Linked DNA regions of Homo sapiens: region 1 is linked to region 2. Evidence: read pairs that join two places in POLR2A ChIA-PET (ENCODE). Cell type or tissue: OCI-LY7. All regions are shown on one strand. Links, peaks and the distances in the headings refer to the core of each region. The heading gives the core; the rest is flanking DNA. Region 1 has its middle 45 kb from the start of LINC02038. Region 2 has its middle 100 kb from the start of LINC02038.

Evidence for each region. ChIA-PET counts read pairs that join two places held together with the same protein. Peaks named below come from ENCODE experiments on the same cell type or tissue, not always from the same donor. Only the 100,000 strongest peaks of a DNase experiment are listed, where the experiment ranks them.
Region 1: POLR2A ChIA-PET joins it to region 2 with 24 read pairs; 2 of 35 experiments call an interaction of 5 or more read pairs at or near these places.

What each region holds. Positions count from the first base shown.
Region 1 is chr3:193,795,271-193,802,821 of GRCh38, reverse strand. No RefSeq gene overlaps it. Among named protein-coding and RNA genes, the nearest start is that of LINC02038, 45 kb to the left of the region's middle. RefSeq lists an enhancer at 6,713-7,214. In OCI-LY7, for the core only: no CTCF peak of the experiment used is centred there; no DNase peak of the experiment used is centred there.
Region 2 is chr3:193,739,813-193,747,363 of GRCh38, reverse strand. It overlaps the pseudogene RN7SL447P. Among named protein-coding and RNA genes, the nearest start is that of LINC02038, 100 kb to the left of the region's middle. RefSeq lists enhancers at 4,435-4,484, 4,535-4,584, 4,605-4,654. In OCI-LY7, for the core only: no CTCF peak of the experiment used is centred there; DNase peaks (open chromatin) are centred at 3,443 and 4,603; H3K4me3 peaks cover 1,574 bases; H3K27ac peaks cover 2,109 bases.

The DNA of each region.
Region 1 (7,551 bases), core at 2,796-5,295, 56 kb before region 2:
CTTACAGGTCAGGGCAAGATTCTATTTTATTCCTTTTTTTTTTTTTTCTTTTGACGCAGTCTCTCACTCTGTCACCCAGGCTGGAGTGCAGTAGCGTGATCTCAGCTCACTGCAACCTCTGCCTCCCACCTCACCCTCCCGAGTAGCTGGGACCACAGGCGTGCACCACCCTGCCTGGTTAATTTTTTTTTGTATTTTTTGTAGAGACAGGGTTTTGCCATGTTGCCCAGGCTAGATTAGATTTTATTCTAAATGCACTAAGATGACTTTGAGGAATTTACACTGGGAAGGCCATATTCTGATTTATGCTTTAAAAAGCTTGCTATGAATCCCTCTCTTAGTAATTAATAGGACAAGTATACAAAAAAGTAAACAGTAAAGATATAGATCCAAACAACACAACTTAATTGATATTTATAGAACTTTCCACACCCAATAAGTATAAATACACATGATTTTCAGCTGCAAATAGAACATTGACTGAGATCAAACATTTGCTGAGGCCCAAAATATATCTCAAAATGTTTCCAATAATTGAAGTATTACAGAATGTATTCTTCCAGCAAACAAAACTAAGCTACAAGCCAATTACAATAAGATACCTAGAAAATCCTCCAAATATTTAGAAATTAAATAACATGCTTCGAACTTGGACCTGGGTCAAAGAATTAATTAAAAGGGAAGTTAGAAAATATTTTGAGGCCAGGCGTGGTGGCTCACACCTGTAATCCAAGCACTTTGGGAGGCCGAGGTGGGCGGATCACTTGAGGCCAAGAGTTTGAGACCAGCCTGACCAACATGGTGAAACCCGGTCTCTACTAAAAACACAAAAATTGGCCAGGCTTGGTGGAGCACGCCTGTAATGCCAGCTATTTGGGTGGCTGAGGCATAAGAATCACTTGAACCTGGGAGGTAGAGGCTGAGTGAGCCAAGACTGTGCCACTGCACTCCAGCCTGGGCAACAGAGGGAGACTGTGTCTTAAAAAAAAAAAAAAAAAGAAAGAAAGAAAAAAGAAAATATTTTAAACTGACTGATAATGAATATACAACATACCAAAATGTATGGTATGCAACTAAAGCATTGCTTAGATGGTAATTTATAGCTTAAATGCTTATATTAAAAAGAAGAAAGGTTTAAAATCAATGATCTAAGTATCTACCTTAGAAAGCTGGAAAAATAACACATTAAATCTAAAACGGAGAAAAAAAGTATGAACATAAGAAAAAAGAAATAAATGAAAGACCAGAAAGCAATGAAATAAAAACCATACTCCAAATAGAAACAATTGGCAAAGCCACGCTTTATTCTTTGACAAGATTAATAAACTTTACAAATCCTTATGAATTAATCAAGAAAAAAATAAAGTAAACATAAATGACTTATTTCAAGGATGAAAGAAGGGATATCCTATAGATCCTACAGACACTAAAAGGATAATAAAAGAATACTATGAACTCTGTCAACAAAGTCAATAATTTATTTCAAGGAACATATGTCTCAAAAAACATAACTTACCAATGCTGACTCAACAAGAAACAGAAAATCTAAGCAGCCCAATTTCTATTCAAAAATTTCAATTCATCATCTTATTCAAAAACATTCCCACAAAGAAAGCTTCAGACCCAGATGGTCTCACTGGTGACTTCTATCACATACTTATAGACCCATTTTACAGAAGCTCTCAGAAAAAAAGAAAAGAAATGACCATTTCCCATCTCATTTTATGAGGCCAACATAATCCTAACTTTAAAAACCTGAGAAAGACATTTTTAGGACAAGGACTCTCTCATCCCCACTGCATGGATGAAGCACACTGAGGCTTGGAGTGCTGACACGACTTGTCCCAAATCTCGGGACATGAAACGGCAGCACTGGGGCCCAGGTTCCCATCCCAAGAGGTTTTTGCTACCATGCTGTCCTCTAGAAGGTGGCCCCTTCACAATCTGCAGATCACATCCTGTAGGCAACAGCTCACACCTGCTGGGGCCAGGAGACAAGACCTGAGGAATGCCCCTTCTCCACTTCCTACCCCTAAAGGAATGTGGATGGTGGGTTTTGCACCCCATCTCGCCCATTGTGTGAATCTTCCTATTTACAATGAACAGCTGTGTGAGGCCAAAGATGTATGTGTGGTTATAGGAAAAAAACTTCCATATCACATCTGGTTTTGTCATTTGGGCCAATAATCCTGTCTAGTCCATTATGTATTGCTCTGTGTAACAGATACGGCACAGAAGGAATGCTTAAAAGTTTTAACAGGAGAGGAAGTCCCTGCCAGATGAAGATAACGGCAGGATCACAGCATGGTAAGAGCAAAACTCTGCTCAGTTTTTACTTATGCAGAGGCCCAAGTTGTATTTAAACTGAAGCTGGAGTGTTATCGATTAATATTCAAATCAGCAAAGTCTTGTGTTTTACCCATGGTCAGAACTTGAAATAACGGCCTCAGTTCCTCCGTGACCCTGCAGTTTTGATGTCCTGGCCATGATTTTAGAAGGGGGCCATTGGCTAGAACGTGGGAATTTATTTCACAGTGTGTGTTGTAATGGGTTGCCAATCTTCGTGACCTGCTGGAGAACATGGCTTAGCTTCATCTCTCAGCCTTGACCTCAGTCACATCATGCTGAGGCCTCCTCGTCAGTTCTAGGGCCATGGTTTCCCAGTGTGTCTTCTGCCTGTAATTTCCTCTCCTGCAGTATACCTTTCCCAGCTTCACTGGAAATTGTATTTCTAGGTTGTCTTTGGGTTAAACTACACATTTATTAGTACATCTCTCTAAATTCTATCCTCAGTATGTGTTACTGACTTCTCAAATTGAAATTCTCTAAACTGAGCTCCCAATGCATCCTCCCTATCTCCAGAGTCCTTCCTGTCTTAGCTAAAAGACAGTTCCATTCATCCAGTTGCAAAAAACAAAAACTTGATAGCTTTTATTGGTTGGCTGTACCTTTTCTCTCTGTCCCACATCCAATCCACCAGCAAATCCTGTTGTCTCTAACTTTGGAAGAGACTTGGAGTTCTTACTGCTTACCACTTCTACGGCTATCACCCTAAGCAAACCTCCTGATCTCTCATCCGGATTATTGCCAAGCCTCCTGACCAGGCTTGCTGGTTTCTCCCCTGCTCTGCTGGTTTCTCCCCTGCTCTGCTACTATTTTCTTTTTCTTTCTTTTCTTTCTTTTCTTTCTTTTTTTTTTTTTTTTTTTTTTTTTGAGACAGAGTCTTGCTCTGCCACCCAGGCTAGAGTGCAGTGGTGCGATCTCGATTCACTGCAACCTCTATCTCTCGGATTCAAGCGATTCTCTTGCATCAGCCTCCCAAGTAGCTGGGATTACAGGTGCCTGGCACCATGCCTGGCTAAATTTTGTATTTTTAGTAGAGACGGGGTTTCACCATTTTGGCCAGGCTGGTCTCGAACTCTTGACCTTGTGATCCACCTGCCTTGGCCTCCCAAAGTGCTGAGATTACAGGCATGAGCCACTGCGCCCGGCTACTATTATTTTCAAATAGCAGCCAGAATGCTGCTGTTAGAACTCGGAAGTCAGACCATATAACCCCTGTGTCCAAAATCTGTAATTACCACCTTGCTCAGAGTAAAAGCACCATTCATTATAGTGGCCTACAAGGCCCTGTGATAGCTGGACCTTCTCTGTCTCCCTCAACTCATCTCTACTCTTTGCTCCAGTGCCTCTTCCACTCAGCCACACTGGGCCTTGCATACTGGAGGCAAGTTCCTATCTCAGGGCTTTTGCACCTGCCCTTCCCTCTGCCTGGAGTGCCCTCATGTCTGCAGGGCCCATTCTCTTGTTTCTTTTAGATTCCTTAGCACGGAGGTCTTCCCTGACTACCCAAAATAAAATAGTCCCTTCTGCTCTGACCCTCCCTACCCTCTGTTTTTGCTTCATTTTTTTTTAACAGCACGTATAACAGTCTGATATCCTGTTTGCTTATCTAATGACACTTATAGTTTGTCTTCCCCAGCGGGCTATAAGATCCATGAGGGCTTGAACTTCTTTATGTTATTCACTGCTGTCTCCCAGTGCCTAGAACAGTGACTGAGACATAATAGGTACTCAATAAATATATTTTATATGAGCAAATAAATGAACATATTCCTCTAGCCTCATCTTCCAGAGAATCCCTCCCATTGAACACTAGCTTTTAAATACTTTTGACAATGATGACAGGTATTCCTTGAAAAAAACTTTGGCAGCTACAAAAGAATATTTAAAAAATAAAGATAATGGTTGTCAACATACGTGTGTGTGTGTGTGTGTGTGTGTGTGTGTGTGTGTGTGTACCATATTGATTAAAACAAGCAAACAGAAAAATAATATGGCCAAAACATGCACAAAATACATCAGCACAGTGTGAGGAAAGAGTTGATTGGGTTCCAAGTTCTGTGGATTTACAACAATGGGTCCCTGGTCTCCACAGCATCCCAGTGGTAATCACACAGACAAGAAACCAGATGTTGGGTTTATTGTGCGAAACTTTGTGGTGACATGGGTGGGTTTGTGTTTGGACACCCCCTCCAGGTTCTACCTCCTCAGTGTTTTGATTATTTGGCAAGAATAGAAAGCATTCCTGGGAATTGTACAGTGCCTATTGGAGTCCTTATTAGGAGAGGGATCGCTCAGGCACAAATGGATCACTCAGGCCCCGGATGTTTCCGGGGAAAGGAAGTAGTGAAGTCTCTTCAGTGCTGTTTGACTCTCCCTGTGTCTAGGATTGCCAGATGTTTCAGGACACAGGTGCATGAGATGGTCCCGTTTCCCAGGGCCTTGTCCTGTTTCATGCTGTGTTGGGACATCTCATGAAATCAGGAGGTGAGTTTCTCCCTGATTATAACTTCCTATATATCCCTCGTAAAAGTGAGTTTTCTGTCTGTAGATGACCTACATAAAATCCCTACCCCGAACCTCCTGTGCCCTACAGACAGCTCCTACAAGTCAGGGAGTCAATACTATTAGGAGACAGGCAAGTCAAGCTCTCAGAGTGCCAGATGGCTACATTTCCTCCTCTGCCCTCAACATTTCCTTCTTCCTCACCCTCAGCCTCCAACCTAGTGGTTCTCAAACTTGAGAGCATGCCTCAGAACCTACTGGAGGGGTTTTTTTTTTTTTTTTTTTGAGACAGATTCTCGATCTGTCGCCAGGCTGATCTCGGCTCACTGCAACCTCCACCTCCCAGGTTCATGTAATTCCCCTACCTCAGCCTCCCAAGTAGCTGGGACTACAGGTGCACACCACCATGCCCGGCTAATTTTTTTTTTTTCCCCTGGGACCCATCCTCATAGTTTCTAACTCGGTAGATCTGGGGTGGGGCTGTGGACTTCACATTTCCAGCAAGTTCCCAGGTGATGTTCATGCTGCTGGTCTGGGATCCTGCTTTAAGAACCACTGGTTTACTTCATCACTTAATGTGAAATCTCTCTTTTATCCATCTCCTCTCCATTCTTGCTGCTACTGGTATAGTGCAGGCCCTCACAGATTTCTCAACTTTTAGGACTTGGAGAGACTTTAAACATAAGAATTTTTCACAGAAGTAAAATAGGCTCAAAATCATACATCCAGACAGTGGGAGCTAGGATTCAACTTCAGGTCCTTCAGACCCCTGGTGGGCAGCAGAGTGGCTCACCCCTGCATGCTGGGTAGGAGGCCCTGATGCTTGGAGAAGGACAGGCCACTGAGCAAGTCAGCAGAGCATCAGGGACTAGGACCCAGCTTTCTTCTTGTTGCTGTTTTGAGACCAAGTCTCAATCTGTCACCCAGACTGGAGTTCAGTGGCATGATCTCAGCTCACTGCAACCTCCACCTCCCAAGTTCAAGCGATTCTTGTCCCTCAGCCTCCTGAGTAGCTGGGACTACAGGCATGCACCACCATACCTGGCTAATTTATTTTTTTCTTTGAGACGAAGTCTCACGTTGTCACCCAGGCTAGAGTGCAGTAGCATGATCTTGACTCACTACAACTTCCGCCTCCTGGGTTTAAGTGATTCTCCTGCCTCAGCCTCCTGTGTAGCTTGGATTACAGGTGCCCACCACCATGCCTGGCTAATTTTTGTATTTTTAGTAGAGACAGCATTTCACCATGTTGGCCAGGCTGGTCTCGAACTCCTGATCTCAGGTGATCCACCCACCTTGGCCCCCAAAGTGCTGGGACCCAGCTTTCTTAATTACTATTGCTTCTCTTCTTCCCATATTCATCCAGCTACTTTAATGAACACCTACTAGGGGCCAAGCATGAGATCATCCTTCATTCTGTCAAAATATACTTGAGAGTCACTACTGTACCACACAGTCATTTGTCCTGTTCTCACGAGTTCACAGTCTAATAGGAGAACTGGACATTAATCAAATAACTGCACACAAAATTAAAGTTAAAGCATCTTTAGGGCTATAAAGAAGATGCACATGAAGCTCTAGTTGCACGTAAGTGGAAAATTTAATGTAGACAGAGGGGTGGAGGACATTTTTCCCAGGAGAATGACAAGCAGTTTGATACTTAAAGGATGAGTCAGCAACAGCCAGGTGAAGAGGGGAAGAACGGGATTTGCTGGCGGGAGTCGAATGTACAAAGGCCCTACGAGAGGAGGGACCCCGTGAGTATGGGGGGATGGAAGAAGAGCAGCGTGGCTGGAGTAAAGAGGGTCAGGGTCAGCCGGGCGGGGTGGCTCATGCCTGTAATCCCAGCATTTTGGGAGGCCGAGGTGGGTGGATCACTTGAGGTGAGGAGTTCAAGACCAGCCTGGCTAACATGGTGAAACCCCGTGTCTACTAAAAGTACAAAGTTAGTCAGGCCTGGTGGTGGGCACCTGTAATCCCAGCTACTCGGGAGGCTGAGGCAGGAGAATTGCTCGAACCTGGGAGGCGGAGGTTGCTGTGAGCCCAGATTGTGCCACTGCACTCCAGCCTGGGCGGAAGAGGGAGACTCCATCTCAAAAAAAAAAAAAAAAAAAAGAGGGGGTCAGGGTCCAGGTGGCAGGGAGACACCAGGTTGTGCAGGGCTTCACAGTCCACTTTAAGATGTTTTAACTTTAAGAACAATAGAAGCCACTGTGGGGAGACGTGGCATAAAAATCAGATTTGCTTTCGTGGAAGATCCAGGAGGCTGCCATGTGGAAGAGGCAGGAGTGGACACAGGTGGGCAGTGAGGGGGCTGTAGTGATGAGAGACGGTGACTCAGCCTCAAATGGCAGTGGGAGACACGAAGAAGCAGACAGAGTCAGGGACCATGAGGACACCATCATCTCCAGGGCTTCGTGAAGGGTTAGTTCCAAGCAGAGAGGGCAGTGCTGTGGCTGACATCTGGGCTTCTGGAGCATGTGTGTCATGGAAGGAGACCAATATTTTCTTATTCAAAGCATATTGTATCCACAGTTTTGCCGCGAGCATTTTCTACCTCATTAAATACTTGTTGAGATGTGATGGTTAGAACGTTAGTCGTTGCTGGGAAGAACTCACTTTCCAACTTCTCTACCAGATTCTGTGTAGTGAGGACTACTTACTACTTGGTGTGAGGACCGTGTGTTTGGCCATCTTCCCACA
Region 2 (7,551 bases), core at 3,313-5,812:
CAAGCCACAGTTTGTTAAGATGTTCCACTAAGAACTTGTATCGAGAACACATAAAGAACGCCTACAATTCAGCATTAAAAAGAAAAAAAAATTATTTTGAATCACAAAAGAAGACATATCAATGGCCAATAAGCACATGAAAGTATGTTCAACCTCCTTAATCAGCAGAGAAATGATCTCACAGTGATTGAAGTTCTATAAGAAAGATTTTGAATGAGCAATTAAATGGCACACGATGGACAAAATGACAGCAGTGACATACCAAGTGGGGAGGCCTGGTGAGAGCAGTTGCCCCTGGGTACAGGCGACAAGGAGGTAGATCATCTGTAGCAAATTTTAAAACAATAATAAAATCAAATAAAAGTGGTCTGCTTTTTATCATTACCCAGCGACAGCAATTCTTAATAGGGTCAGTGATAACTTGCCCATAGACCCCCACATCCCTCCCATTCGCCCTTGTGCTATATCGAATGTGAGTCTCATTTTCTCCCTTAACATATTCCCTCTCTAAAGCCTTCCAGAAATATGCATTTTTAATGGTTGCATGATACTCCTTATTTTGTTAACAGATCCCTTATTACTGAACACTAATGCTGTTCTCAATTTTTCAATGTTATAAACGACATTAGGACAATATCTCTGTGTTATCATCCTTGACAGTTTTTCAGGATTTTGCCTTGAGAGAGAAATGTCTCCTCTTGATTTTTGATCTTGGAGGAAAATCTTGGACAGTGAACTAGCTGAAAATGTGTAGATGAGAATGTACCTGAGAGGAGGTCAGTAGAACCTGAGATACAGGCTGAGAGTGGCAAGGAGAGCGGGGGAAGGGGAGCAGCCTGGGAGGGCTTCAGGAGAAAGAGGAGCATGTGCAGAGTGGGCCCAGGGGAGAGCAGAGAGAAACATAGTGCCAGGCCCGGCCCAGAACAGAGGTTAGGAGTATAGGAAAGCCACCATGTTCCTTGCGGCTGGGCAGATTTGATCTCTCTGTGCCTCAGTTTCCTCATCTTTAAAATGAGCTTAGAAATAGAACTTAACTCTGTGACCCATTTTTTTTTTCCTTTTTGGAGACAGGGCATCACTCTGTCGCCCAGGCAAGAGTGTAGTGGCGTGAACATAGCTCACTGTAGCCTTGAATTCCTAGGCTCAAGTCATCCTCCCACCTCAGCCTCCCAAGCAGCTGAGACTACAAGTGTGCACCACCATGCCTAGCTAATTTGTGTATTTTTTGTAGAGACAGGGTCTCGCTATGTTGTCCAGGCTGGTCTTGAACTTCTGAGTTCAAGCAATCCTCCCGCCTTTGCCTTCCAAAGTGTTGGGATTACAGGTGTGAGCCACTGCGCCCAGCTTATGTAGATGAATACCTGTAAGCACATAGAAAATTACCCGGCAATACATGTTTGGTAAATAAAAGTGAATGATGGCGAGGCACAGTGGCTCATACCTGTAATCCCAGCACTTTGGGAGGCTGAGGTGGGTAGATCACTTGAGGCCAGGAGTTTGAGATCACCCTGGCCAGCATGGTGAAACCCCATCTCTACTAAAAATACAAAAATTAACCAGGCATGGTGGCACACACCTGTAGTCCCAGCTACTCGAGAGGCTGAGGCAAGAGAATCACTTGAACCCAGGAGGCAGAGGTTGCAGTGGGCCGAAATCATGCCACTGCGCTTTAGCCTGGGTGACAGAGCAAGACGCTATCTCAGAAAAGTGAATGAGGCTTCTGGGTGGAGCCTAAGACAGACAGCACCAAAGTAGGAAATTCTTGCTTAAGAGCACAAAAAATGGAGGCCGCGTTTCCCCTCATGAGGGAAAGTGAGTGGCAATGTTGCCTGAAGCCAGCCTTCCAACAGGGCAAATGCTGCTGGTCTGGTTGGGAAGCCAGCTGCCCTTTATCTCCCTCTGGCCAGTATCTGAAATCAGCTGTGAGAGAGAAATGCAGAACACTAGGAGATAGGAGCAGGCCGCTTTCCTCTTCCATCGGCTCTTCCGGGGCACCAGTCACTGCTTATTAAGCAGTTTATGTCATTAAGCATCTCCCTGGGGGAGCTGGAGAGCCACAGCACAGTGTAGATAATGAAGATCTATTGCATAAGCAGAAAAAGTTCAATGGAAAATGCCTCCTTCTGCGCTCCCTGGCTGCCCTCACTTGAGCCCTGTCTCCTTTTTATTAGCAGCGTGAGAGGATTCAACATTGTTTTTATTTTCTCACTCCTTGTGGGGAAAGACATTGATCCAGGCTTAAGAAGTCTTTCTGCGTCTGTTTCTTTAAACTAAGAATTGGGTTTCACTCTGGGCTAACTGTTCCTTTAGGTACAAGCTGAATGGCTCCCATTGCCAAGGTGAGCCCCAGACACATTTCTGACACAGCTCACTTCCTTTTTAGGGCCCCTAAAGTCAAGGTTAGTGCCTGCTCTCAAGCCCCTCAGGCCAAGGAGACCTGCCCTCAGAAATAAGATGTCTTGAATGGGAACAAAGAGCTCTATCATGCCCTTGGTTTCTTCATGTTTAAAATGCAGAGCAAAGGAGTACATGAGGTCAAGAGCCTTCTAGTCTGAACCTTCTGTGGAGTGGAAGGACACTAATGGGCCAGACAGCTTCTAGATGCAAGGCGGGCTCAGGCCTGGGTGAGGTCAGGACGGGAGACACGGAGAGGAACAAGTTACCTAGCCTCAGCCAGCAGAGTCCCGGGCCAGCCTCACAGCGACGGGAGGTGATTTTGTCACGTTCACTGACCTCTGACTCTTTCCTCAAGGAAGGGTTTGTGTCATGAGTGAACAGAGACAGGTGAAAAGCCCCCTCTAATTTCTAGCACACAGTCCTGCAAGCCTCTGCAGGAAGGAGTTGGGAGCTCTGCGTTTCCCTCTCGTTGGCCTCCTGCCTGCCTGTCTGCCCTGGACCTTGCTTACCAGCTTATCCAAGCTGCATGGAGGTTCAGGGGTGCCATCTGGGTCTCCTCAGCCCAAATATGGGACTTTCAAAATCTCCCCCCAACACAAACACACCCTGCTGTGTTGATTCCGTTCCCGTACTCTCCACTCCATCTCTTCCCATCCACCTTCATATTTGCTCTTAGAACCAGAGCCTGTGACCACGTGAGATACTGTATTGCAGTCACCTGGAGTTTGCTTTACAGGAAAAGTAAACGCCCCCTCCCCTTTTCCTCCTAGTCTCTTTGGTTTAGAAGGATGATGTCATCTGAATAACAGCCTGAAGTAAATGATTAGGAAAAGTGCCCTTCTCTTGAACCCTGTGGACACCATCTAGCTCTGAGACAGAGATTCAGTTAGAAATGCTGCAGCTGGAAAACAATTCACACACCATGCCCATGAAGTGTGTGAAGCTCTGGAAGAAAAGACACGAAGAGGATATTTACGATTGGGGAAGGAAGCATAGCGTGGTACACCTGAATCAGGAGGACTGTGAAGGGCGGCAGTGAGGAGTGAAACCAGAGCCTGAAATTGCCACACTTCCTCCGTGTCTGACTCGGTGCTTCTCAAACTGAGCATTTTCAACATCTTTGACAAAACAATTCAGCCACGGAGGGGAGTCTTGCGCATTGTAGGATGTTTAAGCCAGAATTCCTGGCCTCCACCCACTACATGCCAGAAGTAACTTACCCCAACCAAGATGAGATTAGCCACTGGCATGAAGGAAATAAAATATTAGAACTTCTATGTATTTTTATTTGATTACAAAACATAGAATTTAAGTTTTATTAACATTGATGATGCCCAGACATAATCCAAGACATGTCAGTGAGATGTCTATAACTTAGACAGGTAGACGGAGAAACCCTCATCTGCTCTATCATTCTGAGCTTATTACAGGGCATTGTAGTTCATATTTGTCCAATTAGGTTGGATTCAGTAATTATTTTAAATGGGAGATGGCAAGTAACTGTGAAGATTCTATAAGTCATCTCATGGCAAGGAACTTAGGTACACATTTTTCTCTTACAAAAAACCCCACAAATTATTATAACTTTGCTATTCGTTTGGTGATAGGTAGCTGCCAGTAGTATGCTACCTAGTAGATATTTTTAATATACCCATAATCCATCCTTTCAAAATAAAGGTGACATTTAACAATGAGTGAAAAAGTGACTACGTTTAGAAAGAAACTCGTGCTATGGTATTTCTGGCAAATGACCAGAGAGCCTGAAAAGCCCTCCTGAGATAAAGCATACAGATATTCTGGATAAAATATTACAGGAATACTTTTAGATTCAGAGCTGAGCTGACCTGGAAGTAAGGGAAGTCACCAGGTGCCAAACTGAAGAGGGAGTTCGTGCTGAACCAAAGCTATCCTGAGAGCATCTGCCAATCGCTGAAACAAGCTGGAGTTTTAATGGCCTTGCAGGGAACAGAAGACTAGATATTCAGCCTGAATAAGCTGGAAAATTGGAACTGAGACCCCTAATAAAGTAAGAAGCCTGAAAAGCTACAGTCTCAGTAAAAGGATTTACTGTCCACTGGTAAAGGAAGGTGAAAATGAAACTTATCTGCACAAGGAATTAAATTCACACATTTTTTGTTGACTGGAAACCCCCAGCGGAAGAGTTAACTTAAAAATGGTCTCGTGTTATACCATTACAGGGCCACCTGGCAGAGAAGCAAATGCGTATTCTCTCTGTAAGGATGCACTCAAAACCCAGACCTCATGGGTTCCCACGAATAAACCCAGCTGAACAGTCAAAACCCAGCTCACAGTCAAAATTTTTAAACACATGAAAAACCCAGCCACCACCAATAAGAATCAGAAGAAACAAAAAAAAAGCAGAATTAAATTCCCAGCGACTTCATATATATGAACTATGGAACACAGAATTAAAAATAATTATGTTTTAAGGAAGTAAAAAGAAATGTTTTCAGAAATAAAAGAGGGAATCAAAATACATGAGCAAGGAATAAAATAATCTCAAAAGGGCCCAGGCATTTGTAGAAAACAACCAGAAAGAATTTTAAACATGAGAAATCATAGTTATTATAATTAAAAACTAAGCAGATGAGGAAAAACCTAAATGAAACATGAAGTTAGGCACAGTTGAAGAAAGAATTTGTGAACTCAAAGATAGATCTAATACACACACACACACACACACACACACACACACACACTTTTTTTTTTTTAAGAGATGAGGTCTCGCTAAGTTGCCCAGGCTTAAGTGCAGTGGCTATTCACAGACATGATTATAACACACTACAGCCTCAAACTTCTGAGCTCAAGTAATCCTCCTGTCTCAGCCTCTCAAATATCTGGGGCTAAAGGTGTGTGCCACTGTGCCCAGCTGGTTTTGAAAAACACAGAAAAACAAAGTGCAAAAGAAAAATAATTGTCAATCAAGACTTATAAACCCAACTAAGATATCACTGAAGAAAAAGACTAAGATAAAGACATTTGCAGGCAAATAAAAACTGAGAAATTTTGCCATCAACAGATTCTTACTAAAGGAATTTCTAAAAAGAAGTACTTCAGAGGAAGAAAACAAAATTGCCGGAAAGTTCTGAGCTGCAGGAAAGAATGATTTTTACTTAGAATAAGAATTTTCCATTGCTTCCTAATTATTAGGTTTATATATAAATTTGTGTTACTTTAACCATTTAAATGCAGTGTTAAGATTTGAAAATAAATGTTAGAAGTTAAGGGTCTTTTGGTTTTTTTTTTTTTTTTTGACATTTATCCATTAAAGTCCTATTAAAATTTAGGCCTTTAAAAAAGGAAGGAAGAAAAGAAGCAAAAATAGACCCCAAAAAAATGCATGAGGATATCATTACAAAACAAATGTTTGTTTTAAATAAAAGGCATATAGATTAGGAAGGAAGAAATAAAACTGTCTTCATTTACAAATTACATGATTGTCCATGTAGAAAATCTAAGAGAACTGACAAAACAAACAATACACCTCCTAGAACTAATAAGTAGTTATAGTGAAGTTGCAGGATACAAGATTAATATATAAAGGTGAATCATGGCTGGGCACGGTGGCTCACACCTGTAATCCCAGCACTTTGGGAGGCCGAGGCAAGCGGATCACCTGAGGTCAGGAGTTCGAGACCAGCCTGGCCAACATGGTGAAACCCCATCTCTACTAAAAATACAAAAATTAGCTGGGTGTGGTGGCGGGCGCCTGTAATCCTAGTTACTTGGGAGGCTGAGGCAGGAGAATGGCTTGAACCCAGGAGGCAGAGGTTGCAGTGAGCCGAGATTGTGCCACTGCATTGCAGCCTAGGTGACAAGAGCGAGACTGTCTCACAAAAAAACAAAAACAAAACAAACAAACAAAAAAAAGTGAATTACATTCCTATATACCAACAATAAACAATTGGAACTTGAAGTTAAAAATAAAATACATTTATACAATATTAGCACACCTCAAAATGAAATACTTAGGTATAAATCTAACAACATGTATAAAGATATACAGAAGGAAAACTACGAAACTCCAACTAAATAAATAGAGAGATATTTTACATTCACGGATAGGTGGACTCGATATTGTAAGATGTCAGTTCTTCCCAACAATATCGAAGGAAAACAAAGTCAGAGGACTGACTGCCCAGTTTCAAGGCTCAGCATAAAGCTACAGTAATAGAGACAGTGTGGCATTGGCAAAAGAATAGAAGAATAGACAAATAGATCAATGAAACAGAATAGACAGCCCAGAAATAGATCTTCACGGATCACTTGAGCCCCAGAGATCCGGGCTGTAGTGCACTATGCCAATTGGGTGTCCACACTAAGTTCAGCATCAATATGGTGACCTCCAGGTTGCCTAAGGAGGGGTGAACTGGCTGAAGTCAGAAAACACAAGTCAAAACTCCTGTGCTGATGAGTAGTGGAATCGCACCTGTGAAGAGCCACTACGCTCCAGTCTGGCTGGAGCCTGTCTTCTTAAAAAAAAAAAAAAAAAAGGAATAGACCCTCATAAATATTGTCAACTCATCTTTTGACAAAGGACCAACGGCAATACAAAGAAAATACAGTCTTTTCAACAAATCGTGCTGGAACAATTGGACATCCACATGTTAAAAAAAATGATTCTAGGCACACTCTTTACATCCTTCACAAAAAATTAACACAAAATAGATTACAGACCTAAATGTAAAATGCAAAACTATAAAACTCCTGGAAGATAACATAGGAGAAAATCTAGATGGTCCTGAGTTTAGTGATAACTTTTTAGACACCAAAGGCACAACCCATGAAAGAAAGAATTGAAAAGGTGGACTTCGTTCGATTAGAAATTTCTGCTTTGTAAAAGACATCAAGAAAATGAGGGGGAAAAATCCACAGACAGAGAAAACAATATTTACAAAAGACACATCTGATAGAGGACTGTTTTCCAAAACATACAAATAACCTTTAAAGCTCAACAATAAGAAAACAGCCCAATTAAAGAATGGGCAAACGACCTGAATGGACACCTCACCAAAGAAGATATACAGATGGCAAATAAGCATATGAAAAGATGTTCAATATCATGCATCATTAGAGAATTGCAAATTTTAAAAAAGGGACACCACCACCCACCTATAAGAACGACAACCATTA